Linked DNA regions of Mus musculus: regions 2, 3 and 4 are each linked to region 1. The links are chromatin loops, found by intact Hi-C in ENCODE. Cell type or tissue: left cerebral cortex. All regions are shown on one strand.

Region 1 (8,000 bases):
AGGCAGGCTTGGGGGCAAGTTCTGGACTTTCCTTGCTGACTTTTCACTCAACAGTCATCAGTTTTTACCAGTGACATCTGAGCATGAGTCAGTAAAACATGGCCACAAATACTTGAGCAACCATAGAGAATTAGACTGTGAAGATGTAGACAGGAAGTCTCCATTGTGCAAAGAGTTCTCAGGAAGGGGAGGGGCGTGCATAACAAAAAGTCTGGCTGACAGTCCTCTAATTACATAAACTCAATCAGCCTAAGAACATGAAGCAATTGCTAGCCTTTCTCTTAGCTGACCTGCAGGAATATGGAATTCTTTGGAAATAACTGTTCAGGGGTATAAAACCCTCACCTGAGAGCTGGGAACTGTGGTCACAGACCAACTGTGGTCACAGACTATCTTGACTTGTAAGTGGGACCTAACCTTGGTGACTCTAGAAAAGGCAATGAAACACATTTTAGACTTGAAAACGGTATTCCCTGTCTCTCTACAAAGGCTTGGGAGGCAGAAGTTTGAAGGCATTATTTAAGGTGGCCTAAGGCGCATGGCTGGTACACATACAAGCACTCAGGAATTTACCCAAGCTCACTGGAGTCACTGAAACCTACCAAAGTCAGATTAAGATGTGTTACACAGGGCTCAGTGGTTAAGAGCACTTGCTGGTCTTCCAGAGTCCAAGTTAGTTCTCAGGACCCATATCAGGCATTTCACAACTGCCTGTCATTCCAACTTAATGAAATCTGAACCCCTCTTCTGGCCTCTGCAAGCAACTGAACTCATGTGTGCTATATCCACATGAAGACACAAACACATAAGTAAAATAAGTATTTTTTTCTCAAACAAAAGCCCTTTAAAACAGTGGTTCTTAATAGTTCCTCATTTGGTAACTGCCAACCATAAAATTGCTTTCATAGCTACTTCATTCATAAGTATAATTTTGCTCCCTTTATGAAACATAATGTAAATTAGCTGTGTTTTCCAATGGTCTTTTGGGGGTTGCAACCCACTGGTTGAGAACTGCTGCATCGTAAACTGACAGATGAACCATGAATATACATGGAAGTATGTGTATACTGACAATGGCTGTTCTCTTCCTCAGCCTCACTGGTCACCAGTGCCCCATGTCTGGGACAGTCATAGCATAGTGTTAGGGCCTTAGTCTGCATTCCCCCTCTTATACAAAGGATATTCCAACACACGCTCAGAGAGAACCAGCGCTCTCTCATTTTCTTCAACTCCAATGTTCCTTTTACTGAGGAAGAAAAGGTTAGAAGAGCCAACCTCTTCGTAACACTGCACACATGCACAGCAATACCTTATATACACGGGCATTATTTTCCTTGTGCACTCCAGGGCAAAGAAGAGTTTAGTAGGACAAAGCTAAATCTGTTGGGCTTGTTTTTACAAAATGTTAGTGTTTTGCTTATGTGTTTGCTTGATTGGTTGCTCACATGAGATATCATATTCTTGTGTCTGTGTGAGCCCAGTGTGTGTATTCACCCCTGCCCTCAGTTCACACCCAACTCCATTAAAGACCTAAGCAAGGTACCTGCACAGCCCACACTGTAAGGCCAAGGAGAAGGCTCAAGAGAGACCACAAGAAAGAAGGCTCCTGTCCCCAAAGATTATTCTTTTCCTATGTGAAAACACAAAAGGACCAAAAACTGTATAGCAGAGCACATGTGTTCTCTCTCTCTCTCTCTCTCTCTCTCTCTCTCTCTCTCACACACACACACACACACACACACACACACACAATTTCTATAAAAGAGTGTTTGAAGGCAAATGAGATATGGGGTTTTACAAGTTGGAAACGGTTGTAGGCTGAGCAGAAAACTCCTGAGAGAAAAGTTAAACAGAATTAGAAATGGAGTTTGGGGAAGTTCTTGAGGGTGTTTTTCCCCCTCAAATATAAGTAGAGGAACTTCAGGAACAGAGACAGAGCTATAAAGGGAGGCATGGAAGAGAATCACTAACCACAGGACATCTACCTGAGTCTAACCCCCAGCCACTACCTCCCAAAGCTGAGTCCTGAGGTGCTGTAACCCCTGACAGGCTGGCTCCTGCTACCTAGCCCCCTTCTGGATCATTGCCTCAACACTAGGAGCCCTTCTGGCTTTGTTGCTTCTCTGTGTCTAACTACAACTTGTGTCTTTTGCACATTAATCCAGTTCTGGCAGACTCTTTAGAACAGGTTGACTCCAGTCATCAACACACCTGGCGCAGTCATCACTGTCCCCATAAGCCATCCCCTCTGGGGCTTCCTGCCACAAGAATTTTCAAAAGTTTCACATGAATTTCTATACAAATACATGTACATGTAAACACTAGATCGCCACTGCCTTTTATTCACTGTCTTATTTTCGTTAGCCTTAACAACATTCCCAAAGTATGAGATAGAAAATTCTAGAAATAAACCGTTCTTAAGTTGTGAGATGGTATACATGCCCATAGCGCTGAGTATGATGTAAGATGGTATACATGCCCTTAGCGCTGAGTATGATGCCATCTCATCCTTCCCATAGGGTCCAGTCTATTGTATGAGTCATCCAGGCCATTGCATCCACTGTATATGCCACTACCCACTAGTCAGAGGATGAAGTCCTTGACTGTGTTCAATTCACCCTAACTCAATTACAGACCACAATGTATAAGACAACAGGTACAAGTCAGGTACACCAAAGATGAGCTATAAAATGTATTAGACAGAGTCGGGCATGGTGGCACACGCCTTTCATCCCAGCGCTCGGGAAGCAGAGGCAGGTGGATTTCCGAGTTCAAGGCCAGCCTGGTCTACCCTGTCTCGAAAAACAAAACAAACAAACAAGCAAAAAATGTATAAGACAGGATAAAAGTCTCCACTAATAAAAGAATTATGTTGGAGCTGCTAAGATCTTCTAACAATAAAATAAAAAAAAAAAAAGGAAAAGAAGAAGTCTGAACTAACTTTCTATGGCTTCACAAACTACAAAAGATACAGCCACATATATGATAAGATATATATGTATATATATAGTAAAACGGTGTGTATAGAGTTTAATACCATCCAAGTTTCAGGCATTCTATGGAGGTTACTCTCCTGCCCTCCAGGCAAAAGCAGAGCAGTATGATATTTGAGACTAACCCACTTTTGAAGGGCTGAGAGATAACAATTTCATACTTCAGATCTGTGCTAAATGTTGCTGCGATGAGTGGGTGGTGAGATGTGCCTTTAATCCCAGCACTCAGGAAACAGAGGCGGGTGGACTGGATGTCAGACTGATCTACATAGCCAGTTCCAAGAAGGTAGGCTTACATACTGAGACCTTATCGCAAAGTAAACTTTTAAGAAGAGGAAAGAAATAGTACTTATGAAATACTCAAAAGCCTCCGGTAAGCACCAGAACAGTTGCTGACCTCGAAGTTCAAATAATAGCCCAAGCGGAGGAAGTGGAAATGGTGACCCTCGTTTACAGAAAGTGAATCAGTCACAGCCAGGTTCTGAAATTCCGCATGAACTCATGCTGCCTGAAAAAGCCAGGCATCAACGGTGAGCAACCATGATCTCCGGCCAGCTAGGCACTTTGCTTTCCATTGGGTGGTGACGGTCAGATCTCATTGCTTCTGACAAAGGCCCTCGTCAAACCCATGAGTCATGGTTTGCGTAAGCCACCGCTGCTCAGTGAGAGCAGACCCACTTCCTGACTGCACAGTAGTAACTCTGACTTCCTGACAGCCAAGGCAGACAGGTGCGACAGTGCGGCGTGCAGCGCCATCTGCTGGATAGTGTGGGATAAGCAGCAGCCTGGAGTGGATGGTCTCTGAATTCTGTGAGCTTTGAGACTGCTAGCAGCCAGGCCTGACTGCAAGGCCTGCCAGGAACACTAGCAGAAATACATACCCTCTATCCAAACCATTCCTCGAGGTCCTTTCCTTGTTATAGAATGTGGTGTGGCAAGCACATATGCACATGTGTATTCAAGGTGTATATGTGTTATGTAAAGGGTACAAGATTGTACATGATCTCTGAACAAATAGAAAAAGTGACCATCACTACCCTCATTGCTGGATTTGTACTAAATTTTACAATTAACAGAAACTCATAAATAATCCTATATAATCCCTCACCTTTCTGTATAAGCAGAAAGGAGTAAGGGGTATCAAATACTAGCTCTGCTAGTAGAATTACTCATGACTTAGCCATGAGTGAGACGGCAGCTAACAAGGCTCCTCCTTTCTTTACCAAAGTCTTTGCCCACATGCAAATAAAGACTGGCTGAGCAACTGTTAGGAAGAGGAAATGAAGCAAAACCCAGCCAGCTATGACAAGTCTGACATCAAGCCTCAACTATTTCTGAGGCTGGAAGTGGGTCTCAGAAAACTCTGGCCAGCAATAGGTTTAGGTTTTGGCCAGATGCTACAGAGAAGGTTTCTAACATGAGACAAAATATCTGTTGGAGGAGGAACTGGCCTAGGCATTCATGGACACACAGCATAGGACTAAAGAACTCTGGCCAGGTCTCTTGCTTCCTACAGTTTCCCAGCCGTTGGTGCTCTGCCAGCCTCTGAACTACAGCAGATGTTGCTTCTTGCTTAAACGCTAACTGACTCATTCCCTCTAGACCATAAAGGTAACCAGCTCATCTGACCCCCAAATATAGAGGGATGATTGGAAGATGGTAGGTTTGTTTGTTTGTTGGGTTTTTTTGGTTTGGGTTTTTTTTTTTTTTGGCTTTGTTTTCAACTAGAATGTCAGACTGAGGAACGCCTGGAACAAATAGTTCTGGGTTAGAGGTCAGGGGACTGGCTGGACTCTAGGGCAAAAGCAAACAAGGCTTTTCACAGTGGCTTGCAGGGATATGGTGACAAACCTGCCTCCAGTGGACAGACAAGGAACACTGCTGGCTGGGCTCGACCTTAGGCAGCTGGAGCAGGCCAGGAAAACGTGTTATAGATTCTGCCTCTGCCCCTGTCACATGGAAGTACACAGCATAGGTAACAAGCCAGATGAGGCTGGATCGGCCTTGAGTGCCACAGATGGACCTCTTTTTTGGGTCTCCTATCTGCGAGGAACGGGTCTCTGGTTGCAGGTGGGCGAAGGAGTGGGGTGACAAACAGACACGACACGAGAGAGTATGTTGAATCTGAGTATAATGTCCAAACGAAAAACAGACTTTTTTATACAGAAGAAAAAACAAGAAAAGCCAGGCAGGACATATCTGCTGAATTACAGTGACACAAAACAAAAGGAATCTATACATCAAAAGATGGCGGGGACCAGGCCGCTGTTTACCACTTAGAATGGAGCCAGGTGTAATGCCAGTCTATTGTTAAGCCCACCACTAGGGGTTCTTAGTAAAAACTTGATTATGCTGTTCCTTTGGGCCTAGTGAAGAAACTGGTCCCAGGGGGATTCCCTAACTCTTTGATGGATAACTCACCTATTCACTAGGCCTTTGTATATTCCCTTGTTTGGGTGAGACTGGCTACTGTCCTAAGTAATCACTCTGCAGACCAGCCCTGAGCTATCCTAGCTCCATTCTTTGTAATTAGTTTCACCATCTCTACTAGAAGTGAATTTGAATGTTACTGAATAGGTATCATTCTTACTGAATTCCTACTGAATTCCAAGATTGTCAGCTTCAAGGATTTGGAACACTGGCAGAGGCTCACCTATGTCAAAATTCAACCTTTAAAGGCACTTATAATGAATCAATACTGAAAGAGAGCATACACCATACTAACGTGGGGATCGGGTTTGAGTATACGGGCTATGAGAATGCCAAGGTTCCAGGAGGCTGAATTTCCTTGAAACTCTTTGCCTCGCGACTGCCTCCAGGCTTTTCAACCCCGACAGGCAGACTTCACTGGAGTGGGCATAGCACTTGAGAGCTCTGGACTTGAACGTGTCTCACTGTAATGTGGCAGCACTGGTGCCATAGCACTGGAATAGCACTGCAGTGTAGACCAGTAGCTGCTGTGAGGCCCTCCCAGCCCTGTGGCTGCTAAGCTTTACCCCATCCATTCCACAACACACATGGTTCTGTTACTGTCACAGGATTGGGCCGCATGTACATGAGACATGGCAAAGGAACATGGTCTTTGCAATCGTTTGCCATCTAGTGAAACCGTCTATACAGACTGGCATAGTTTGCAGACTCCAGGAGGCAGTTTGAATTTGCTGGGTCACCACAGATGATATATTTGTCAACATCTGTTTTCACAGATCTAGCTCACTCCTGCCAGCAGTAGGCCTGGGTTCCCCCTGAAGCCAAGAGTCCCTAACAGCAGAAAAAACAAACAAGTGCCAGGTGCCAGGTGTGGGTCTAAACTTTAGACTCTAAAACTGTGGTTCTCAACCTCCCTAATGCTATGACCTTCATATTGTGGTAACTCTCAAACATAACATTATTTTGTTACTACTTCATAAATGTAATTTCGTTATTGTTATATTATCTGTATACTGATAATATACAGATTATCTGATATGTGAACCCAAGGGGAGGGGGGCATCGAGAACCACAGGTTAAGAACCACTGCTCTAAAGGCTTTGCAGGGGGAAGGGGAAGGTGTCTCACTGTAATGTGGCAGCACCGGTGCCACAGCGCTGGAATGGTACTGCAGTGTAGAAGAGTAGCTGCCGTGAGGCCCTCCCAGCCCTGTGGCTGCTAAGCTTTACCCCATCCATTCCACAGCTCAGCCTTGAGTGTCGGAGAAAGAGGCATAAATGTGCTGGCTCTTCCCACAGGAGCAAGGAAGAGTTAACTCCACATCAGCTTGTCCCCAGCCTTGTCCTGGCTGCCTCTGGTGAGGCCCATCCTCCAGGCAAGTCATAGATAGCCTTTGTCCAGGAGATGGCATCCAGGATACTATACCACACAGTTTATTTCCAAACTAACCCCCAGTTCTTCCAAGAACCTGGAAAGTTATTTCCAGAAATTAATTTTAAATTTTCCTACATGATAAGTGAATATCTGAATGTCTAACATTAGGAAAATGGTACATCCTAGTTTGTAGAAGTTTTAAATATGTAGAGAAAGGGGGCAATAACACAAAAGTGGGCTTCTTTTAGGCTCATGCAAAACCAAAAGAGACATTGTAGACAGATGGATACTAGTGTAAGATCTGAAGCAGAGAAGGTAAGTGGTGAAACCATCCAACATGTACTATAAAGTCTGTCAATGGGTTTTGTGTGCCCTCATACCTGTTTCATTCAATGCTAGGACTCTATCCCAGGCTGCCTGCAAACTAAAGAACCAGCCCTCTTCCCCAGCAACAGAGCCACACCCCCACAAGCCTGATAATGTAACAAGTATACCCTACTCTTATTCACATAATTTTGCTATAAATCTAAAATTGTTCTAAAAAGGCATTTTTTAAACTTTTCTTACCTAAAAAGTAACCACATTTTGAATGTTGGGGTTTTTTTTTATTTATTTGTTATTCTATTTTTCTAGATGCTACATTTATCTGTATATTGCTTTATCAATCAGGTAAAAATAAAAGTTTTAAAATCCTATTTAGTTGACTAATCTCTGAGCCAGGAACAGACTCACGTTTCATCATCTGCTTTTCTAAACAAAACAGGAACTTGGGCAGCCTTATAAACAAAATAAAGGTGGCTTTAAGCATGTCACTTTAGTCTTCTGTGTAAACTACAAGCCTGTTGTTGCCTCATACTGTAAGAAAGGGGACCAGATTAAAGATTTGAGTATAAGAGGCACAGTTCAGAGCATCTACAGTTGGACTGTCGAGAAGTAAAAAGCTCTCTGTACGTCAGCCTGTGTGGGCATCTCTCATACTGGCATGTGCCAGGAAATAGTGACAACTGCTGAAACACTACTCACCTCACAAGGCACGGAGAAAATACTAGTATGTGTAGGCTACTGCAGTGAGGATGTGGCTGTGTGTGTGTGTGTGTGTGTGTAGGCTGCTGATGTGAGGGTGGGGCTCTAGTGTGCATGAGTGTTGCTTTATGCATCCTTCCAAGGCAGGGACAATTTTGCCTCCCCCACTTCAATTGGGAT
Region 2 (8,000 bases), 1.2 Mb before region 1:
ACCAGCATTGTGGGGTATTCCTGTGACAACCTGACCATGTTTTGGGAAGGACTGTGGAAGGACTTTGGTTCTTTTGGCTAGAAGATCCATTTAGTGTTAAGAGCTCTGTAGGATGTTGTGTAGAAGCTTGGAAGATAATGTTGAGAACAGTGCAGACGATGGAGGCCTGGCTTCTGAAATTTCAGAGGGAAAATTAAAATGCTTATCAGGGCCATGTTTTGATTATGAAGATTCTGTGGTTCTTGTTAGCTGAAGAATCAGCTGTGATTAACAAGATACCAGAACTACTAAAGCAAAAACTTTGCATTACTGTGACTGGGTAACTGGAGCTAAGAAAGTAGTGGTGATTAAGATGAGACCAGCATCATTGAAGTGAAATCTTCTGGTGTTTCCTGAGAGCACTTAGAGACTGTATTCCAGAGATAGCCAAGGTTGTACCTTGTGCTGCAGCAGGACTTGGTAATGTATAAGTGTCACCCAGGTGGTACTGATTTTGAAGGCATGAAGGGTTCATGGAGAGCAGCTGAGGCTTGGCACTGTGAGAGGCCATGGAAGGACATTGGTGAAGGTACAGCCTCAGTTGCAATTGATGGCCCAGGACTGAAGGGGTCATGCAAAGGGGCAGAGGCTTGACACCATGAGAGGCTGTTGGTGAAGCCTAGTTATAGTAGAAGACAGCAGTGTTTTGGAAATGCCAGTACCATGAGATGACCACCAAGAACAGAGGCAGCAGTGGAGTACAGGCAGCTGGAGCCAAGAAGACAAGGTGTGTGTTACAAAGGGCAGAGCTGGAAAAGTGACCCAAGCCCTTGGAGGAATCCAGAAGATGGTGAGTGGATCCCAGACATTTGACAGTTAGAGTTTGATTTTGCTTTTGATTGTTACTGTGCCCTGATATTTTTTCCCTCTTGAAGGAAGTATTTTAGTGGAGTCCACAGTTAAGAGACCTTTAATTATAAAAAGACTTTGGATTTTAAAAGAGATTGGATATTTTAAAGGGATTGAAATTTTAAGAATTTGCAAAGACTTTTAAAGTTATTTAGATCTTGGGGATGAATAAGATAATAAGGGTTGAGGCTTACTAGTGATGTGTTTATATGACAAGTTGACAAGGGATCAATTGTACTGGCTAGTTTTGTGTCAACTTGACATAGGCTTGAGTTATCACAGAGAAAGGAGCTTTAGTTGGGGAAATGCCTCCACAAGATTCATCTGTAAGGCATTTTCTCAATTAGTGATCAAGGGGGGAGGTCCCCTTGTGGGTGGTGCAATCTCTGGGCTGGTAGTCTTGGTTCTATAAGAGAGCAGGCTGAGCAAGCCAGGGGAGGCAAGCCAGTAAGTTAACATCCCTCCATGGCTCTGCATCAGCTCCTGCTTCCTGACCTGCTTGAGTTCTAGTCCTGACTTCCTTTGGTGATGAACAGCAGTATGGAAGTGTAAGCTGAATAAACCCTTTCCTCCCCAACTGCATTTTGGTCATGATGTTTGTGCAGGAATAGAAAACCTGACTAAGACAGAAGGACATTTCATATTCATCAAAGGAAAAATATACAAAGATGACCCATGATACAACTCACAGACCACATGAAGCTGAAGAAGAAGGAAGACCAAAGAGTGGATGCTTAGTTCTACTTTGAAGGGGAAACAAAATAATCAAGGGAAGTAGAGGGTGGGAGGGTCTTGGCAGGAAGAGAGGAGAGGGAGGGGAAAATAGGGGAAGAATCAGGTATGGCAGGAAATACAGGAGATGTACAGAGGGTCAGGAAATTGAAGAGAGGTGTGTAGCAATGGGAGCTGGGGAGCTGGGGGTAGCAACCAGAAAGTCCCAGATGCCAGGAAAGCAAGAGCCTCCTAGGACCCCAAGGTGATGACATTAGCTGAAATACCCCACAAAGGGGAGGGAGAACCTGTTGAGACCATATCCAAAGTTTAGGCATGACCCCCCTGGTTGAGGGATAGGGCCACCCACCCATCTCTAAAATTTTAACCCAGAATTGCTCCTGTTTAAAGGAAATACAAGGACAAACAGTGGACAGAGACTAAAGGAAAGGCCATCCAGCCTGGGGAATCCATCCTTCATGCACACTCCAAACCCAGACACTATTGTGGATGATAAGAAGTGCTTGCTAACAGGAACCTGATACAGCTGTCTCCTGAGAGGCTGTCAGATCCTGACCGATACAGATGCGGATGCTAGTAGTTAACCATCGACTGAGCACAGGAACCTCAGTGGAGGAATTAGGGGAAGGACTGAAGGAGCTGAAGGGGTCTTATCTGGCATCAGTGGGAGGAGAGGCCCTTGGTCCTGTGAAGGCTTGATGCCCCAGTGTAGAGGAAAGCTAGGGTGGTGAGGGTGGGTGGGGGAGCACCCTCATAGAAGCAGAGTAAAGGAAGATGTGATAAGGGGTTTGCAGAGAAATGGGAAAGGGAATAACATATGAAATAAAAATAAATAAAATATCCTATTTAAAATGTTCAATAAATAAATAAATCTTAAAAACAACAACAAAAAACAAACAAAAAATAAAAAAACCCCAAAAAACAAACAAACAAACAACCCCCCCCCCAAAAAAAAACCCATGTGCTTTAAAATAGTCGAAACTTGAAGATGCTAGAGAAAATTCCAGGAGTACACCTAGCTGGAACCATACTGTAGGTCAATTCACATTCTCAATTGTCATAGGCTTCTAATCTAAAACAACAGGATAGAAAGTCAGATTGACAGAGTCAGGCTTTAACAAGAAGTAGGAGGTGTGGCTAAAGAATCTAGGTCTTTGTTTTATATCTAGAAATGGAACTACTTGCCGTATCTACAGATGTTTGTAGAGGACCCCCAAATTGGGAGTCTCAGGCACTGATATAAATGATGGACAGCTGCAATGTAGGAAGTAGTAAAGTGTGGGCTTAGCACACACAAGATTCCAGGTTCAGTCTCAGCTGCATAAACATTAAAGAAGTAAATAATTAGAAATATTGTGGGGCTGAATAGTATGTAGCCTAGGCTATCCTGGAACACTCTCTATGTAGACCAGGCTGGTTTGGGACTCATGGAGACTTGCTTTTCTCTGCTTGTTGTGTGCTAGCATTAAAGGCATGAGCCACCATCGCACAGTCAAATCAGTTGTTGTTGTTGTTGTTTTTGGTCTTTTGAGGCAGGGATTCTCTGTGTGTAGCCTTGGCAGTCCTAGAACTCGCTGGCTCTACAGACCAGGCTGGTCTCAAACTCAGAGATCTACCTGCCTCTGCCTCCCAAGTGCTGGGATTAAAGGTGTGCACCAACACCTCCTGGCCACAGTTTTTTTTTTGAGTCTCCCTGTGAGCTGCCATGTGGATGCTAAGAGTTGAACTGGAGTCCTTTAGAGACGCAGTCAGTACTCTTAATCTCTGAGCTATTTCTGTAGTTCCCATTTGCATCTTCTTTAAGATTTAGCCCCTTTTGGAATTTGGCTGATCTTCTAGGCCCTCCCCTACCAGCCATCATCACAGGGATGTGCAGCAAATCACATTAAAGGACTAGTAAGGACCTGTTGTCTACCACATACCATCAGCTGATGTTATTCAAGCTCAGAGCTTTATTGCTGCTCAAGTATTTTGTTTTGTTTTGAGACTAGAATTCATGGTGGTTTTCCTCCCCTCCAGGCTGAGATTAGAGGCATATGCTACCCAAAAGACATATGCCACAAGTAGCTGCTAAGAATGCGATTTTTAGGATTGCTTGGCTCAGTTTCTTAAAAGGTGACTGAAAATTACAGGGAGCTGGGTTTTATTTTTAGTACTGTTCCATAGATGCACTATGTATTTTAGTAGTTTAGTTGTTGGTAGGCCACAAGGACACAAAGATTTCAGGATGTAGTGGTTGGTATATACCACAGTACCAACTACTCTGAAGGCTGAAGTAGGTAGCCCATGAATTCAGTCCAGGCTGGACTATATATGATGCTTTATCTCTTGGGGTGGGAGAAAGGATATTATATTATCCACCTTAATCAGGCCTAGTTTATGTTGTGCATAAATGTGCTAGTTTGAATAAGTTTAGCCCTCATAGACTGATGTGTTTCTATGCTTGGCCCATAGGGAGTGGCACTATGAAGAGGTGTGGCCTTGTTAGAGGAAGTCCATCACTGTGGAGTTGGGCTTTGAGCTAACCAATGCTCAAGCTCTGAACAGTGTAGAATCTGAGTATTCTTCTGGCTACATTCGGATCAAATATAACGCTTGGTTCCTCCAGCACAAGTCTGCCTGCACCATTCCATACTTCTCACCATGCTGATAATGGACTAAACCTCTGAAACTGTAACCCAGCCCCCAATTAAATGTTTTCCTTTGTAAGAAAAAAAAATGTCCCTGGTGGTACATAGTTTTTGCAAAAACAAGCATTGAAAACAGTGTTGAGAAATAATGCTCAGAGGCTTGGATGCCAAGTTCTCAAAGGGCAGGACACTGAGAACTAGGCCTAAGCAAACTGGGGAACAGCCAGGATAATATTTGGACAGGAACTAGAATGTGTGTTTGATTACTTCTGTGTAAAACTGGCTTTAAATTTATTTATTTAAATGTAGGAGTGCTGCATGTTCACCTACCTGCCAGAAGAGGGCATCAGATTCCTTTCTAGATGGTCGTGAGCCACCCTATAGTTTCTTGGGAATTGAACAAATGAACTCTGAAAGAGCAGCGGGTTCTTAACCACTAAGCCATCTAACCTTGCCTGGCAGCGGTAGCACACGCCTTTGATCCCGGCTCTCCAGGCGGATCGGCAAGTACGAGGTCAGACTGATCTACAGCTAGGGCTGTTTCAAGACAGCTAGGGCTGCACAGAGAAATCCTGTGTTGAAAAACCAAAAATAAATAAATAAATAGCAATCCTCTGTAGTGTAGTGTCTTTTCCTTATTAGGGGTAGGGAAGTTCTGGGGGCCACCTCTAATCTCCCCCCCCCCCCCCCCAGCATATAAGGTACCTACACTGAACAGAAAATCCCCAGAGCACTCAGAATTTGACTTCCCAGGTTGAATCTTTTGGGGGTGGGGCAGGGCTCTCAGATGAAAACATCTGCATCCAATAGGTGTCCTTCCAAGTTGGCAGGCCAATGCCATTTTGAGCACTACCTTTGCACATTGCTGCATTTCTTCCGTTAGTGAAGTTAGCAAACAAAACAAATACACCACGAGATGTGGAGGAGAAAAAAGTCCACGTTTTGATGGGTGCGCCTCCCTGCCTGGTGCTCTGCCAGTCCTGGAGAATGCATTCCCTATCAGGGTCCCTAACTTTGAGTTCCCGAAGCCCTGGCTAGATCCCTTAGGCTTGCTCTCTTTTAGCGCCTTAGCAGGTTCACTTCACCCTCAGCCCCACGTGCCCTGCCGGTCCACCTTCACTTTCACTTTCGGTCCCGGGCGGCCAGACTGGCGGCTGTGATGAAGGTGAGGAGTCTCGGCCTGGCCCGGTGGAGGACTGGGCCCGCACGGTACAGGGCTGTGGGCAGCTGAGGGTGGGCTCTGGCTAACCGACCCCGGTGGAGGCCCGGGCTCAAGTGCGCAGGACGGGCGCGGAGGATCGGGAGCAGGAGTCTGAGCACGCCGAGGAGCGTGAAGCCCCGGCAGGGCGCTGCTGGCCGGCCCGGCCCGGAGAAAGCCGAGGCTGCCGGGCCGGCGTACTCGCTGGCTCGAGTGAGTCACTGGCAGGAGCTGACCACGAGCCGCCTAGCTGCTGGAGACTGGCCAGCGGTCCATCCCACTAAAGCCTAATGGCGACCAGGGAGGACTGGGCGGACCTAGGGAGCGGCCTGTGGAGAACACCTTGAGAGTATTCCCAGAGAAAGCGAAGAAGCGCTGGGGAGGGCACAGAGTGTCCGGAAGGCTCCCTCTCTTCCGCCTGTACTCCCTGCAAACCGGGCCCCACTCCCAACTCGGTCCCTCTCCCCCTCCCTCTCCCGCTCCCCTCTCCCTCCCCCTCCCGCTCCTGATCACTATCTGGATCCCGCCCCCCAAGGCTACATGAGGCCATTATAGAGAAAGCTTTATTTGAACTTGTTTGAGCAAAATGAGTGCCTTTTCTGTTATGTTGCTAGAATGGTTAATTTCCTAAGAGGAAGGGAAGGACCAAGAGAACACACTTTGTTTAAACTTTTATTGATGGTTCTTTGGGTAACCCGGGTTTGGAAAGACAAACTGTGTTTTCTTTAGAAAGCCAGAATTCCTGTCAGCTCCATATATGGTCAATAATTTAAAACCTTTTTAAAATTGGCCACAGTTGTCAAAGCTCCCACCTCCACCCCTTTCCTGCCATAGGTTTTTTTTTTTTTTTTTTTTTTTTTTTTTTTAGATTTATTTATTATATGTAAGTACACTGTAGCTGTCTTCAGACACACCAGAAGAGGGCATCAGATCTTGTTACGGATGGTTGTGAGCCACCATGTGGTTGCTGGGATTTGAACTCCGGACCTTCAGAAGAGCAGTCTGGTGCTCTTACCCACTGAGCCATCTCACCAGCCCCCTCCACCCCTTTCCTGATCAGATTTGGAAATGTACCTTGAATCAGCAGCTTTTTAAGGTGGCCCCAAGAGGAAAATTCTAGTATATTTACATAGTTTTAATTCTGCATTGAAATACTTTGTTAGAAGTGACGAGCCATTTTCAGTGCATGTTAACAGAAGTTGGATTATCCTGGGGGCTGTTTGAAAGCTTATGTGTTGCTGAGATTGTTTTACATTCAGTCCTAATACAAGTGGGAAATCATCCAAACAATTACCTTTAACTTCCCTGAGGACCATGAGGAGTCAGAATCTCCACATACAGCTTAAATAAGATTTCTAAAATGGCAGCAGACTCTCTGGCTTGAGCTAAGTTAGGTGATAGAGCCTAACTTAACAGAGGATAACTTCAGTTTCATCACATGAAAAAGGAAAGTATTTTACAACGTTCTTAAACTTAAAACAAAGCCTGGAGTGGTATGACATTATTATATCTGTGCTAAGAGTCCTCCTAGAAATTTTATTTGGGAGTCTTCTTTCAGACATCAAAGTTTTACATGTTAATAAATGAACCCACAATTCTTTCTTCCTTTTCAAGTTATTGTGTTCCAGGTACCACTGAGACACCAGTTCCATTCAGGTATGGTTGGTTTATTGAACGAACACTCCAAGACTGATTTTACTAAAGGATTCAGTGAGGAGTCAGGATCCAGAACTGTGACTTCAGACAGTCCCCAGAAGCAGTTTTTATATGGGAAAAAACAAACAGGCGCATTTACAACCTTTGCAACGTTTAGGCTATCTAGCCTAGGGGATCTCTAAAGTCCATGAGGTTCCTGACACAGCACAATAACAAATTGGTTTTACCAGGGCAAGGAACAATAATAGGTCAAGTTAAGGTTAAGAGCTACAAAATGAAGGTTGAGGTAATATAGCAGAGCTATTGTCAAGTTCTAATATTTAACAATTGTACTTCTAGGCTTTTCTAGTTCAATAAAAGACACTGATCCCTATTTGATATTCATTCTAGACATTCTTGTAGTCTTTCTTAATAACTGTTCTCTCTCCTACCCCAACTTCTAGCTCATCCTAAATACAGAGTAGTCCCACTCCCTTGCAAACTTATCCCTAGGCTTCCTGCTTTTTGCTTTCAATTCTTTATTGTAATACCAGAGCTAAACATACTAGAACATGACCTAAGATTGGTTAGGATTAGCCAAAGAATTTTAACAGTGAAATACCTCTCACTGCACTGGGTTTTATCAAGCCCCTCTCATGTAGGTGCTGTGTGGGAATCTAAAGACCATTGCATTATTGCTTTCCAGCAGTCTCCAGTGCAAAAGTATAGGAATAAATGCACTAATGAGAGCATTATGAAGCAGGGCTAGGAAAATGCCATGAGGGGGACACAGAAAGTACTGGGAAAGGTCAAAGAAGTGTTTTCTTGTGTCTGGAATATTCCAGGAAGGATTCTTAGGGATGCCTTATTTGAATTGAACCTTGAAAGATAGGAGAAAAGTATTGAGGGAAGGGAAT
Region 3 (8,000 bases), 91 kb before region 1:
CTACATCTACCTAGATCAAATATTTTAAAAAGAGTCAGACTGCCCTAAAATGAGCAAAGAATCTTGGAGACTAACTGTAGAAAAAGATGGTCAGAAAAGGTTAGCCTGTGGGAAAAAGCAGGGGTTGCCTCTGCCAGGATATGCACTAACCAATCCCAGTATCCTAGTATACAAGAGCGAGAATGGAACTGGTACCTGAAAAACTGCAGTGATGGGCAGTCTATTCCAGAAAACTATTAGTCTTGGGTCTTCTTTGTATATATGGTTACAGAAAGACTCAACCTCCCTTCCCAACATCTATATAAGTACCACTCTTAAGCCTTTCCTAGATAAACATACAATCTACAGAAATACAAGATATTTGCTGAACCCCATTTCAGTTTAGGTTTTTTTTTTTTTGGTTGTTTTTTTAAATCTATATAGCACTCTATCTCTAATACTTCCTAACAAGAAATTATCAAACAACCCCTACACTTGTCCAACCTGGTCTTGAACTCTTAATTCTCCTGCCTCATCCTCTCAAGTGCTAGGATAAGCAAGCTTGTTACTATACATTAAAATGTTTGGCTAAATGCTAATAAAAATCAAAGGTTTCATATAAATGTTATTGTCTACTAGCTATGCTAAAAATTAAATCTGGCAATACTGGACGAGATCACTTAATCTGAACCAAGAAATTATCAGGTTTTTAAATACCTCCAACTCATCATAACCTAGTAGCACCATCGCTATGACATTTTGATCTGTTTCACTTATTTTGGTATCACATGGTTCCTGAAGATGTCAGAGACATCTGAAATGGTTGCTAAATATGTAGCAACCAGAGATGAGGGGTGACGGCACATCTGAAGGCCACGATATTTCTTAATGTTCAAGCAGCCTCTCTATGAACTCCACAAGTATACATCAGAGCCACGGTAGGTCCTGCCTCACACTATTTCCCTTTGTAATTGTGAAAGACAACAATATCTATTCAGTGTATATAGGTGCTAGGTTAAAAAGCTGACTCAGACTCACCTCTTCCAATTATAATAAGTTAGGCAGGTTCCTTTTAAATTAACAGGGTCTCTGATTCCTCATTCAGAAAATGAGTGAGTTTGTTTAGAGTGATTATTACAATAATTAGTATTGATATCTCTCCATCTGTATCACTCAACTTATCAAGAATTCACTTGGCCTTCAAGAGACCTACCTCCACAAAAACTTCTAGACTTTTTTTTTTTTGCATTTTTTAAAGCTCATCACCAACATATCCAAATTAGCATCTACTAATTCTCTAATTGCTTTGCTGTGTGTTGGTTCATTCACATTTATACAGAAAACTCCCCCTGGAAACCATAACGTTGAATATTTAAATTTTCCACAATGTTACACTTATCTGGCATTCAATGACTAATCATTTAAACTGAACCTGAACAAAGATACAGAAAACATGTATACAGTGGTAAGCCTCCCAAAGGGTGACTTTCATCAGCCTCCTTCAAACTATTCTTATGGACAGCACAAACTGACCATCTGGCTTGTATCAGCATAATCAATCAAAATTTCTGTTGGGCAGTGCTACTCTGGCATGTATGAAGATTGTTTCCATGCCCAGTTGAGAAGCTCAAAAGGGAAAAATAATGCAAATAAACATTAATTTGCTACACCATCATATTAGCCATTAATAAAGATTTGATTCCCAATAAAATAAGGTGTGAGAAAATTTTACCTAAAATGAAGATAATAATCTTCTACTAGAAAAGGGGAAAGAAATAAGACGTTTCAAAACTCCCCCAGCCTTTGGCTGTCATCAGAATTCTTAGTAAGAGGAGACTAAGTTAGGATGTCCTGTGGGTGGGGATTTACCCACCCTCACCGGAAAAGCAGTGGGATACAGGCTTAACTTGTTCGAGCAAACCCCCCCATTTCCATCTTCACTCCGCCCCCAAATAACTAAGGCGTTAGATATGTGTTAAGTTCTTCCCTAGAGAAGGAAAGAAAACAAGAAAGGTTCACACAGAAGTGTTCTCCAGACTATATTTCATTTAGATATTTGAGTCAGGTATATTTCATGTTTTATGAAACATGAAGCTTTTATTTTGCCCTGTAAAAGTACATTTCTTAATTCACCCCCTTGTTATTGCCTTAATTTCCTTATTCAATGAATTTAAGTGAACTGGCACTATACGAACACTAAAGTAATAGGTGGAAACCATGGGTTAACAGAACTCATACCAGTGGGCTGAAATCAGGACAAGCTACAAAGTGATCTGATGAAACTAGACTTGATACTCAGACTTTTATTTAATAACCACACTACAGAAAGAATTCCTTCTGAGACTTTCATAGCAAGCATTCATAGAATGCTTGAGGGTCTGGAAAAGGGGGGATTTACTAAGGTGTGGGGTGAATATAGAATTAAAGGCAATTATAGCCCAAATTGTATTTAAAAGCTAGAAAAATACCATGTAAATATCTATAAAAAAAAAAAAAATCCAGAAAGACGATGGTAGGGCTTTACAATAATGAATGTCTCGATTTTTAAAACAAAAAGGGATATCTTCTTTTTTTTTTTTTTTTTTGGTTTTTCGAGACAGGGTTTCTCTGTATAGCTCTGGCTGTCCTGGAACTCACTTTGTAGACTAGGCTGGCCTTGAACTCAGAAATCTGCCTGCCTCTGCCTCCCGAGTGCTGGGATTAAAGGCATGTGCCACCACGCCCGGCCAAAAAGGGATATTTGTACAGAGTGCCTATCCCTGCTTTTAAATCTTTCACTTGTTTGTTTGTTTGTTTAGTTTTTGCTCTTGTTTTCTGAGACAGGGCTTGGTTTGAAGCCCAGGCGGGCCTAGAACCTACCTTCCACAGTCAATCTCCCAGCCTCAACTTGGCAATTGTTTGCTTTTTGTCTTGTGTTTCTGATCAGCCAATTAATTGACCTTCTCAGGGGAAACCTATCTAGTCTATCCGCACACAGCTTAAAGAGGATTGCTGTAGGCACCCTCCTTTAGCCATGCCCACACACAGTGTAAACTGAAGTGGAAACTAAGCCAAGCCTCCTTACACTTTGGCCTCTACCTCCTCCATTTAAACTCAGTAAGACCTCCTAGCCTAAATAAAACCAATGAAAGACACAGATCTCAAAGAAGACTCAGAGAATGGGTGGTATCATTGTTTCTTTTTACCTACCTCAAGGTCAGTTATACTCTTCAAGGGCCTTTGAAAGAAGAAACCCCGAACAGTATGGTTTCCCCATGACCCATAAAAAGGCATAACCCTGATCATATGATGAGCTCCAGTGCATATTCTATTCCTTTGAAGTCACATACATGTATGAGTTGATTTTGAAAGACTCTAAGGTCCAACTCTATTTATTGTATCATGACCACCACTCAAAACACATTTAATGCACTGGTATAATTTTGTGCTTAAGTTTTCCACACAGTCTCACACAACTACTGAAGACTACAGCTGACTTGGTAATTTCAAGTCTGGAATTAAAAATAAACAAACAAACAAACAAACAAACAAATAAATAAACCTTTGTGCCACCCCAGTACTGAACTTCCTTTTAAGGAAAAGCTCTCTTGAGACAGCCTACGGTGTCTGCACCACAGAGCATATCAAGACCCAAAGCTTGTGCAGCTGTCAGGAAACAAAATCCGTACTTGGTCATCTGTCCTGCCTTCACCCCTACCGAATGGGGATCTTCACTTCGTACCGCAAGAACAGGTTGACCTATGTGTTCGGTCCACTATTACCTCTCAAGGGGCGGGGCTCCGACTTAGGCTCACTTGGTAACCTTGACACCCAATTAGCAGGGTTCTGCCCCAAATCGGTCCAGCCAATCGCCGCAGGAGAGCCAAGACGAGACATGACGTCAGATAAGATTAACTCGACGCGTCACCCCGACGTCAACCTCTCCTCTGTCGGACGTCCCGTCCTGAGAGCAAAACTCCTGCGACTTTGGGCCCCGCCCCCTTGAGGTGAAGAGCAGCCAATGAGGGAGGCTCTGTGGGGATTCAGACCAATGAACAGAGTCCAGGGCGGGGTGCGGGCTCGAGGGTGGGGCGGCCCGCAGCTGTGGAAGCCCGAGGTCTAGCTGCGCGCAGTATATGACAGTACGTCAGCAGCGGGATGGCCGTAGCTGTGGCGGCGGCTGCAGGAGCCCGAGCAGCCGCGGCCGCAGTGGAGGCTGGAGCCCGAGCGGCGTCCGCGGTGGCACCCCGGGGAGTTTAAGATGGCGGCGGGGGGGGCTGCGGGACTGCGGGAGGAGCAGCGGTACGGGCTGGCGTGCGGGCGGCTGGGGCAGGACAACATCACCGTGCTGCATGTGAAGCTCACCGAGACGGCGATCCGGGCGCTGGAGACTTACCAGAGCCACAAGGTGAGCGGCCGGCCGGGCAGCGCTCGGGGAGGCGGCGGCCACTGATCTTTCTGCCGGGCGCCTGGCGCCGCGCCGGTGGGGCGCTGGCTCCCGCTGCTGCCTCCGCACCCGCCGAAGGGAACGAGGCCAGCCGCGGGCGCCGACGCCGCGGTCCGGGGCCTCTGGATCGAGGGCGCGGGCGGGCGGCCCCTTGTGGCGGGGTCGGCCTGGCCGGGGCTGCGCGGCCGCTGCGGGACTTTCCGACAGCCGCCCGCGGGGTTTCTGGCTTGTTTGGTCCGGAGGAGGAACCGGGTCCTTTGGGAGAGAAGTGTGGCGATCGCCTTACCCTCGGAGGGGGCGCACGGAGCTACCAGTAAAGAAGCGAGGGTCGGAGGCCGCGAGCGGTCAGAGTTTTCTGGGAAACGCGGAGGGATGGCTGAGTCGCTGAGCGAGGGGCAGCGGCACTCCGTGGGGGTGAAGACATAACTAGTACTCTCAGGGACTCGGAGACACTGGCACCCCTATTGCAGGCGAGAGTGTACATGGTGTACTCGGGAAGGCCGGGACACTGGCGCTGCGAGGAGGGGGAGGGGGACACACCTTGCACTCTCGGGGACTCGGGGACTCCAGCTCTGTGGGTTGGGTTCCCGGAGACACACCGCATACCGAGTGGCCGCAAACCGACACCTCATCTCCGGGAGAGACACCAGAAGACTCAAAATCAACTAGAGCCTGAAACAAGACGGCCGGGTCTGGGGAAAGGAATTCTCAGAAGCTCCGCGTAGCCGAAAGGCGCTCCGCGTCCTGTGCTGGCTCGCTGTCTGTTGGCGAGGAGCGAGCCCGAAGGTTGTGGGGAGACAGACGGCTGACTGGATGAGATTCTGCTCTTTTCCTGGGCCCCAGAGAGAGAAACCTGTGGTCTCCGCCTCATCCCATACTCTGAGCGCTTGACTCCACTAGAGGAAGAGGCTCCAAGGCACATACCCTGTAGCTGGAGTCCAAACCCAGGAACTTTCGCACAGAAAGGCACCGTAATGACAATTTAACCAGATGGGGGTATAAGGAAGCCGATTATGGGCATGTAAAAGGGGGTGGGGGAGTAGGGAGACGAAAGTGGACATGTTGTCGAAGGGAAAGACTATACCATATGGAAGAGCCAGGGGCATTTTGTTCAGAGAAAAGAAACAAACAGCTACACCCCACAGGATTTTCTAACAAGAAGTTCAGTGCCTACTAAAGAATATATTCCAATATGTCTCATAAAACAGGCACAGAGGGACTCGGACCTCACATACTTAGATAAAAGTGGAAAAAGAACTAACATCTGTTGAGCTCCTACTAGTGCCAGGCACTTTAAATGCATACAGAGAAAAATAGTCTTAGGCAGAGCCATCGTGAGAAGCAGAAACCTGGGCCAGCAGAGCTTCCAGAAGCTCCCACACACATGCACACACAGAGAGAACATAAACAGTTGTGTACATCTTGGGAGTATATGAGTTCACCTGACAGAAAAGGAAAGATCCAGATCATATGCTCTCAGAGGCTCCCAAAGAATTGATTGGGCACGTGTTATGCACAGAGAAGCATATGGTGGAAAGTAATGACACGTTTTGTGGAGATTAAGGGGAAGCCAACAGGGAGGAGTGCAAGTATATGGAGAAACAGACCTTCCACCCAGGGAGAAGACCTCAAATAAGGCTTGGAGAGCAGTGTAGAGCCACCAATAAAGACACAAAGATCCAAATAGCAAAACTGAATGTGCTAGTAGCTACTCTCCAGACAGGTTCACAAGCAAGAAAGAGGCCAGTACCAGCATGAAGTGGGAGGCCCATCTGGGGAAAGCCAGGCAGGAAGGCAGGGGGGCCAAGGCTGACAGAGAAACTCAGCCCTGCAAGATGGAGAGATAAGGTTGTGGGTTCCAGGGGCATAGGAAGCAATGACAGTGGGAAGAAGTGAGGTAAGGGGACATAAGGAGAGGAAGAAGAGGAGCCAAGCCCCCAATTAAAAGACAACAGAACAGACCTGGGGATATGGAAAGGCTGAGGCTGAGTTAGAGTGGTGTAGAAAGTTAACTCTGAGGGTTCGGGGCGGGGATGGGGATCACCCCCTTTAGGAAACAAAAGGCAAACTGTACAGTTAAACAGGGATATTTCACCATACACTGGTTCAGGGAATTGGTGAAGAGGTCCACTTAAAGAAAAGAGAAGGTGCTGCCCAGGATAACTGAAGTGACAGACCACCCCCGACCCCAGTGTCCAATGGGGCCCTGAAAGGGAGTTTGTTTTCTTATCTTTGTATGGCCTTCATTTCTGTCTGGTGTTTTCATACTTGGAATTAAGGTTAGAGTGCCCAGCTCACCTCTGTTTATATGTCATTATTTTAACAGAGACAGAATATCAAATCTTGTTTCTCTGTCAACTCTCTGCTTAGATGCTGTTTTAATGTTGCTTGTTTTAATTACTGAAGTCCGTGGCTTTATTCTGAACTGTTCTTAGTCCCTGTTCCTGTCTTCACCCATTTTCCACTGCTGGCATATAAATTAGTACATTGAATCAGTCCCTGGGTCTCCATTTTTCTAAATGTGGCATGCTGCGGGTGGGTGGGGTTGAACGAGCTGACTCAGCCTTTTCTTTAGACATTGCGTTGCTCTCAGTTAACCAGCTCCTGTCCTTAGTTGGGTCACTTAAGCTATACTTTGGGGTTTTCTGGGGGGTTTTATTTATTTATTTATTTATTTATTTTAATAAAAACACTTGTTAAGAGGCTTCGGAATCGAGTCTAACTTAGGATGAAAATCACAACCTTGTAGGGACATGGGAAGAAGTTAAATCAGGGTACTCTGGAATAGGTAGCATAAACCTGTGGGCATGCCTGGGTACCTTTCCTGGTTCATCCAGACCAGGGCTGACCCAGTAACAGTTGCTAGCAGTGGGCATCTGCCTGAACCCTGAACCCTTTTATTCTCCAGTGGAAACGCATTGGTCTTTTTTTTTTTTTTAAACTTTCCATCATTAGAAGCAGGATTTGTGACTTTAAATTGTAACTGCTGTTTGAGAGTGTCGGCTTGTGCTAGATGAGAGAAAGCTTTGGGGTGGTTCAGCTTTTGAGGACTTATCTGGACTGGGGATGGTTTTCTTTTCTTACATAAAACTGTTCTTACCATGTCTGTGCTAATAGAGTAGGGTCCTTGGTGACAAATGGCTACCAAGAAGCTTTGGCTTATGAAGAAATGATGAATTTTTAAGAATTTTCTAAGGGCCTAAAGTGTTAACTTTATTTGCTAAATTGAGCATCAGGAGTTATTTTGTCCATATTATTTTTTCTGTTTCATTTATTCTTTTAAATAACCATTTAACATAAAGGTTCACCGAGAGTTAGGAATATATAAGCTATGATTTAGGCAAATTATATAATTCTGTGGATAATCATTAAGTAAACACACTAAGTTCTCAGGGTTTATCAAAACAGAATCTGATGGAGATACTGAAATTTTGCTTTTCTTCAAATCTCAATTCTTCATTGTTTCAAATTTGCAGTTTTTAGAGAAGAGATCTGAAGATAGATTGTAAATGGGCATGGGATGCCAAGAGGCACAGGTGGAGGGCATGTCTGCTGACAGTCGCTTTTCACACACCTGGAATATGGAACCAGTTTT
Region 4 (8,000 bases), 220 kb after region 1:
CAGCGTCTGAATCCCGGACTGCTTCCTAAGAGGCCTGTATCATAGGGTGTGCAGAGGACAACCACGTTAAGGCACCTCTACTCTATACAGCTGGGTGCAACCGCAGGAAGCGCAGCAAGGCTGGTAGCCACCCCCATGGCTTTAGCAGTTCTCAAACCAGTTTTATTTGCTAAGAAGACAGGCCGCAGCTGCTAGATTGAGCGGCGCTAGGGACAGCACGGCAACCAGCAGTCGTCCCGACGGCCATCCCAGGAGAATATTTGGGGTGCGTGGGACGTCAGAAGGATTCGCTTTCATAGTTTATGGCACAAGTGCGGAAAAGCCTATTTAAATGGCTGCAGGTCCCGGCTGTGGCCCAACTGTCAAGGCGAACAGTTCACTGAGGCTCTTGCCAATGCCAGTCCACGAGGGTCCAAACGCTCCCTGCTCAGACACCCGAGGACTCGGAACCGCTGCCAGCGGACGCAGGAAGTGCAGGCCCGGGCGGTGTCCGACCGGAAGCAGCAGCGTGCCAGAAATCTCCGCCCCGCTCCCCTCACCCAATTCCCGCACCGCGAGAACCTAACTTACTGTGCTGGGGTCCTCGCCCCGCCCTCAACACCCAGCTCCCGCAGCCCCTGCGTCCTGCGCCTGCGCGACGCGAGTTTGTGAGGAGGCGGGGCAGGGGTCACGTGCTAGGAAGTACTGGCTCCCCTCCCGTCCCTCCATCAGGCTGCTGTCCTGTTTGTGGAATTTTTCTAGCTCTTGTGGGATATGAGTAGGTGCATCATTTTCTTTCTCTTTTCTTTTTTCAAAGAACGATAATCGGACTCACTCTAAATTTATCCAAATTTTAAATGCACTCAGCAATCTCATCCCTAAGCGAAATAATACCTAGAACATGGGAAAACTTTACAGCCATATACTGTATACCCAAAGGTCCAATTCCATACACTACACCATACAGGCTCCCATGTGTAATATGCTCTCTTTAACACAAATAACTCATTGCTTGAGATACAAATAGGTTAAGTATTTGTGTATACCAAAGCTTTTAAAAATTACTAGATTTAAGGGGAGATGGTGTGTTTTCACTTTCAATTTCTCTTTCAGTGTTACATTAAGAGCAACACAATAAGAACTCCCCATACTTATGCTCAGAGGTGCAAGCTAAATGAGTCTTACTGGTTTGCAAGCATTCTCTGTAAACTGGCACGTGGCAAGCTCTTATAGAGCCCACAACCCGGGCTGAAGTTGATCACTTGAACCCAAGTGTTGGGCAGCACAGACACCCTGCTTTAAAAAAAGAAAAAAGAAAAAAGAGGCCAGCAAGATGATTCATGGAGTAAGGGTGCTTGTAAACGGGACAGCCTGAGTTGTAGCCCAGAGCTCATTTAATGATGTAGGAACTGACTTAACAAACTATGCTGTAGCATGCATGTCCCTGCTCACACAGAATAATAAGGATTTTTTAAAATTAATGATCCTTTGATTCAATAGCTCATAATCTTGGCTAGGCTTTAGATCTGCCTAGGAATTAAAACAAACAAAACCAAAAAACAATAACAAAGCAACTTTGCCCAGTATACCAGATCAATGAAGTAAAAATCTTAGAAAGGATTCAATATATATTTTTGTTTTTTAATTTCTGAAAGCTTTTCATTTTTTCCCTCCCAGAAAGACCAACTGCAATCAGAGGGAGTGAAAGGTCAAGATTTTATTCATAACAAAATCAGCTTAGAACTGGATCACTTGGCCCTTTCTCTTCTTGTCGCCTCACAATTCAAAATGCTCACATCTCTTAATAGCCAGCATCCTCTTAGATCTGCAGTTGGGCTCAATGCACTCCAGTCTCAGCACAATCTTCTTTGTAGAAGCCTTTTTGCGGAAAATAGGCTTAGTTTGTCCACCATAGTCACTTTGTTTCCTGTCATAACGCTGCTTACAAAGAATCCTTGTCCTTCTTGTACTGTGTCACCTTGTGGGGTTGGTCCTTTCCATATTTCTTACAGAATATCTGGTGGACCCTAGGCATGTTCATCATGTTCACAGGATCACTAACTTCCAAAATTATTACACTGTGAATCCAAAATTGGACGTTGAAATCTGTATTTAACATACTAACACAGTGATTTCAGTGCCCCAAAGGACTGGGGACCTGAGACTCAGGGGTCTTGTTCACTTATCCTGGTGTGTTGCATACATTTTTTTTCTTTCAAGACAAAGTTTTGCTGTGTTATCCAGGTTGATCTCAGACTTGTGAGCTCAAATGATTCTCTCAAATCACCCTCCAAGTTTTCTCAAGTCACAGCACTCACAGGTGTGTGCCATCATATCTGGCTTATCCAAATATTTACAAAATGAGCCCCAACAAGTAAAACACAGAGAAGTCCAGAATAATAGCTCAGTGTTAGTTTCCTTCATACTATTCTGTTCACTATATAGTTTTAGGATAACCAGTGATATTTTATAGAACAATGTTTGTCTTGGATAGGGGTTTACTGTTGTGAACAGACACTATGACCAAGACAACTCTTATAAAGAGCACCTAACTGCGGCTGGCTTACAGGTTCAGAGGTTCAGTCCATTATCATCAAGGCAGGAACATGGCAGTGTCTAGGCAGGCAAGGGCCTGGAGGAGCTGAGTGTTTTACATGTTCTTCTAAAGGTAGACAGGAGAAGACTGGCTTCTAACCAGCTATGACAAGGGTCTTAAAGGCCACACCTACAAAAACACACTTCCTCCAACAAGGCCACACCTACTCCAACAAGACCACACCTCCTAAGAGTGACACTCCCTGGGCCAATCATATTCAAACCACCACAATGTTCCTTTTCGTCATTGATCAAACACAGGGTAAGTATCACTTTAAAAAGTATTAAAGACTGAAATAATATTTGCTATATCTATAAGCAGTCTTGATTTCTAAAAATATTTATTTTATGGGTCTGTTTGTGTACCTGTATGTATATATACATATATATGTGACCCATAGGCATGTAGGCACCGTCAGAGGTCAGAAGAGGGCATTAGAGCCTCTGAAACTAGAATTAAAAGTGTTTGTAAGCTACCATATGTGTGCTGAGGATTGAACCTGAGTCCTCTGCACAAGCTCCTAGAAAATGCTCTCTCCAGGCCCTGTCTCTGTTTGTGACACATGGAGCACAGCACAGATATAGCTTGTGTCACCAAATGATTAAACAAGAATTTCATTTAGAAATGTTTTTGTTTTTGTTTTTGTTTTTTTTTGTTTTTTTTTTTTGCTTAGCCTAATCTGACATCTTTATTTTTTTAATTCATTTTATCTGTATGAGTCTTTTGTTTACATGCATGTCAGTGCACTATATGTATTCCTGATTCCTGAGGAGGTCAAAAGAGGACATTTAATTCCTTGGGACTGTAGTTAAAGATGTTGGGAGCTTCCATGTGGATGTTAGGAATTGTACCCAGATTCCCTAGAGGATCTGTGAGTGTCCTTAACCACTGAGCCATCTCATCAGTCCACAATCTGACATTTTAAAAGGATATATATTTTAGATCCATTGTCCTTCAGTCTGTTTGCAACTCCACACTCCAGTAAACACACCTATATAAAGAGAAACTTTTCTTTATCTTTATGAAAGTATTAATATTAAGTGATGGGAAAGCTGTAATGGGTAATAGAATAAATCACCTCTCTCTACTGTCCAGGTGAGCACACAAAGTCATGTATGCACCACCATATCCAGTAGGTAGTAGCGCACCCTTAAGTCTGGGTAAAAGTCTTTACAGCTGAGTAGAACTCGCAGCTCCTACTGCCCCATCTAAGTGCTGCCTATGGCCATCTTGAGGCACTTTCTACTTCTTGGGCATGATTTACATTTTTTCCCATCTTTGTGGGGTATTTTTTTTCTTTTGTGGTTGTTACTCACTAGAATTTCTAAGTTTAGTCTACTAGTGACACCCAGTGGTGCTTGTGAAATCAGAACACAGTGGCTTTTCCTCTGTATCCTGTATTCTGGGGCAGTTTCAAGGATCTCTTCTGAACTTTGGGGAGTCCAAACCCTCTGTACTGAGGAGCAGGCAGCTTTTAAGCTGATTTTCCAGGTACCACACCCCTCCCCTTAGATAATTTAAACGCTATCATCAGTAGTTTTGTGAGCCGGTGGAGGTTGATTGCTACTCTACTACCTCCTACTACAGGGAGATTTGAAAAATATTCACCAGTCTGAATTTCCTACTAACTCAAAACAAACTATTGATGCAAACCACGCAGATGCACAAAAAATAAGGATATCTGTCTTACTGTGTTACTTTTCTATTCTGTATAAAACACCAAGACCAAGCCAGGTTATAAATGAACACATTTAATTTGGTTTAGTTTTAGAGGGTGAAAGTTCACGATGCAGGAGCAAAGGGGTGGAGGCAGGAGGTTGAAAGCTCATTATCTTGATCTGAGAGTAGGAGACAGAGACAGGGAGGGGACACTAGAAATCTCATAAGTCTTTTGAAACCTCAAAGCTCACTCCATTCCTCCAGTGACACACATCCATCAACACCACAATTCCTAATCCTTCCCAAGTAGTTCCAACAACCAGGTACCAAGTACTCAAATATATGAGGGGGGGGATTCTCCTTCAAAACTGCACAGTATACTTCAATGCATCATATCTACTGTGATTCCCAAACCATTATCTTTTCCTCACACTTCACATTTTCCCCCGGGTACCATGGCAGAAACAGTGGTATTCACTCAAAATCTCACAAACTTACAACCCTGCTTACAAGCTAATCATACAGTTGTGACTGAAAATGCAGTGTGCATCCCTAGACCAAAAGAGAAAAGCTTATTTTAGGAGACCCTAGCAGTTTCCCCTTTACCTGTCACAAGAATGAAGGACAGACACTACAGATTTAGGAACCCCACCAACCTGAGTCCCCAAGTAACCTAGGTAACAAAGATTGCATGCTTCTCCATTTCTGCCTCATACCACAATTCACCAACTCCCATCAAACTTCAAAAGGCATGTGATTTTGATGAAAAATAAACTTTTGTTGTATTGAGGGACCAGATTGGTTAGTTTTCTGCCTGTTCTGACAAAATATTCAACAGAACAACATAGTGAGAAAGGGAGGAAGGAAGGGAAGAAGGGAGGAAGAAGGGAAAGAAGGAAAGAAGGAAGGGAAGGATGGAGAGAAGGAGGAGGAAAGACGGGAGGAAGGAAGGCTCTCTTTTAGCTCTGATTTCAGAAGGTGCAGTGCATGGTGCATGGCCACCAGAGGTGTGGACCCTAAGCCTGTGTTATGGAGGTTGTTCCTTAGTATTTGGCAGACGGCAATCAGAGAGGAGGGGAATTCAGTGAGGAGTAACAATAAAGTGCACACGGCAGGTACATGCTTTTTTCACCCATTTCCCAACAAGGTCTCTTAGTATGGTGTCATCAAGGAGTTCATCAACTCTTTAGGTCCTACCAGTATGATCCCAGGATTTCAGAACTCTTTCTTAGAGACTTTCTTGTAGGTAGACTCTACTAATCTGGTAGGCACTTCTCAGTCTAATCAAATTGACAGTGGAGTGATAACCACAGGAACCGAAAAGTTGGGGTTGTTTATGATTGTAATTTGGCATAGTCTAATCTGATATCTCTTATTTATATCCAATTCCATAATTTTCAAAATTAAAATATTAATTTTCAGCTTGGCAACTTCCAAAACATCAGCCAAGGGTGAAGCTAGCAAGATGAACTTTTTTAGGGACAGTCATCTCTGGTCACCTATGTAAAGAGACATTATGCTAAGAATACCTAGGTCTCTACCATAAGCCTGGAGAAAGTCAATATTGTTACATAAGGAGACAGAGGGGACAAAAAAGTACAAATTTATGGATTCCAATAAAAATTCTGAGTGCCAATTCTTAGCAGGCTTCCTTTAGCAGGCACATTGCACATTCTGTGCTTTCATTGCTGGAGTTAAGAATACTCTCTGACTGCTCATGAGAAGACTCCTTTGTCCCTTGACATCATCCTCACAGTTAAGCCAAAACCAGTTTTGTTCAGATCTGTTTCCGGAAATACCCTTGGGTAACTGTCCTTCATCTTTTAGCTACTGAGAGCATCTTGTAGATATCATTATTTTTATTTCTGTTGCACTTTGGTAAAACCATATCAACTTTCTTTTCTGTCTGAGAGAACCAGTTGAGAATAGAAGGAAAGAGAACAACGAAAGCTTCATTTAATCATAAACATCTTAATTGGGGCGGTTAAACATGCATTTAAAGAGTCTTGCTAACAGCCTAGAAGTGAGCAGGTGAAACATATTTTGTTGTTTCTGGTAAAATTTGTGACCTAACATTCAGCAATCAATACACAGTTCACAATAGGAGATGGTGAAACACAGGAGTTCACCAGGGGTTTTGCACTGGGTCTGTAGCAAGTTTTCAGTACCAAGCCTGGTTTAGCAAATGCACACAAAGCTAAGGAGTTCCAGTAAAGGGCCTCTAAATATAAGCTGCTGCTTCCTGACCAGCAGTGCCCAGAATGCCTGCCATCTACACTCTCAGCAAATGAAGAAAGACCAAAAAGACAAAGACCTTGGAGACCAGACACAGCTAAATTGAGACTATAGAAAGGCTGTCTTTCAGTACGCTGGACTTTTAGACAACAGTGGGTAGAGTAGCATGTGCTGTTATTAGAAGTAGTGATGTTAATAGAACTTAGGTTTCCAGTTTCCTCCATGCCTGGAACCTTTCCAGGGTAGAGTTCCCGTTCCGAGGCCTCATCAGTCCCTAGGGTTTAGAGTGCAGTTCCTGAACACAAAGATACTTTCTACATCATAAAATCAGGAAGTTAGCTAGGATTCCTTCCTATCATCTAATTCTGAAACCCAGTTCAGAACCAAGACTATATTTAGATGCCATGTTTCTTTGGGTTCCTTAAGATTAAATTAATGAATCAGCCAGGCAGAGACCTTGAAAACACACAGTTCTATTCTTGTTCTTCGTCAGGTATGTTCTTTGTTCTGTATTGACTAGAAGCCAGAAATGCCCAAAGTGGTATCTGGGTGTTCTAGTTCTAAGTCTGTTTGTTTGTTTGCTTGTTTTTAAATTTTTCATCTACTTTCACACAGCTTCCTGGAAGCTAAATGTGAGTGAGAGCCAGATGCCCACTCCTTTTGGTGAGCAGCCTTGCAGTTGGATCTCAGGGTTTTTGGGGTGGGAAAGAGTTGTAGCTGTTAGACTCTTAGTAGTGATGTTATAGTTGCAACCTGTGTATTCAGCTGCAAGCTTAATTTTATCTCCTTCTGTTCACAGTCCATATACACTCAGATGCTCCTGCTGCAACCTAATTCCAACTACCTGAGTTCTCATGACCACCTTCCAAGGCCCAGCATCATCCCTCAAACCTTCTATACTCCAATTTCAACCCATCTCTTAAATCATTTCAGTTTCAGCTCTTAGGGAGAGTGTTAAAGGGATTAACAATCTTGGAGGCCATTGAAGATGGACACCCTCTCTCATGGACAGTTTCAGTCTATCTTCTATTTCCCTGGTAACACTAGAAAGGAAAATATCACAACTGCCCCTCAAGATTTAAAATACCATATGAAGAGGGAGAGATATTGGGACTTTGTTGAGGCTCAGCAAGGGAAAACTATTTTCTCACAGTCAAAAGAATGAATTCTGAGTTCTACATTTGGCCTTGGGCAGAAACATTGGATTGTAATCTGCTTTGAAGGTTAAGACACTACTTACGTTTGTCTCTTCTGTTAAAGTTAATCCAACTGGGTGTGCCTGCTCATCACCTGTCCAGAGGCTCGCCCCACTGAAAATCTGATAAGAAGGTGAAAGGAATAATTACGTATTTAATGAAAAGAATATGCTTTTACTTCCCACAAGTCCCTCTCCATGAGCCTGCGTGGTTAGTTTCTGCCACAGTACTGTTAAACCTGCCCCTTCCCAAGTTCTAATTCAAAAGATAGTAGCTTTTTCTTTTCTTTCTTCCAGGTTATTTTCAGACACTGGTCACAAGCCTAAGCAACTTCT

What was found. Hi-C counts contacts between places; a loop is a spot of excess contacts. Peaks named below come from ENCODE experiments on the same cell type or tissue, not always from the same donor. Only the 100,000 strongest peaks of a DNase experiment are listed, where the experiment ranks them.
Region 2: a loop joins it to region 1, with 4 times the contacts of the local background. A loop is called at or near these places in 2 of 42 quality-filtered maps.
Region 3: it touches region 1 in a loop (3-fold over the local background); 20 of 42 quality-filtered maps call a loop at or near these places.
Region 4: a loop joins it to region 1, with 4 times the contacts of the local background. A loop is called at or near these places in 5 of 42 quality-filtered maps.

What each region holds. Positions count from the first base shown.
Region 1 is chr13:75,794,296-75,802,295 of GRCm38, forward strand. No RefSeq gene overlaps it. Among named protein-coding and RNA genes, the nearest start is that of Glrx, 42 kb to the right of the region's middle. In left cerebral cortex, a CTCF peak has its summit at 3,760 (motif pointing left); DNase peaks (open chromatin) are centred at 3,246, 3,727, 4,271, 4,494 and 1 more place; H3K4me3 peaks cover 489 bases; H3K27ac peaks cover 657 bases.
Region 2 is chr13:74,634,479-74,642,478 of GRCm38, forward strand. Erap1 (endoplasmic reticulum aminopeptidase 1) reads left to right here and starts at 5,375. Exons shown (of 19, transcript NM_030711.5): 1 at 5,375-5,415. In left cerebral cortex, CTCF peaks have their summits at 4,589 (motif pointing right) and 6,401 (motif pointing right); DNase peaks (open chromatin) are centred at 4,627, 5,396 and 5,707; H3K4me3 peaks cover 1,623 bases; H3K27ac peaks cover 799 bases.
Region 3 is chr13:75,703,432-75,711,431 of GRCm38, forward strand. It overlaps Ell2 (elongation factor for RNA polymerase II 2), which reads left to right and starts at 4,053. Exons shown (of 12, transcript NM_138953.2): 1 at 4,053-4,366. The coding sequence starts at 4,220. 1700037F03Rik (a long non-coding RNA gene) reads right to left here and starts at 3,726. Exons shown (of 3, transcript XR_873683.1): 1 at 3,648-3,726. In left cerebral cortex, CTCF peaks have their summits at 3,966 (motif pointing left), 4,578 (motif pointing left) and 5,670; DNase peaks (open chromatin) are centred at 1,848, 3,993, 4,959, 4,991 and 3 more places; H3K4me3 peaks cover 4,412 bases; H3K27ac peaks cover 3,845 bases.
Region 4 is chr13:76,018,088-76,026,087 of GRCm38, forward strand. It overlaps Rfesd (Rieske (Fe-S) domain containing), which reads right to left and starts at 475. Exons shown (of 4, transcript NM_178916.5): 1 at 1-475. Gm52035 (a long non-coding RNA gene) reads right to left here. Exons shown (of 3, transcript XR_003950562.1): 2 at 7,710-7,787; 3 at 3,264-3,566. It also overlaps the pseudogene Gm4165. In left cerebral cortex, CTCF peaks have their summits at 650 and 3,918; DNase peaks (open chromatin) are centred at 575, 1,159 and 3,914; H3K4me3 peaks cover 1,292 bases; H3K27ac peaks cover 1,403 bases.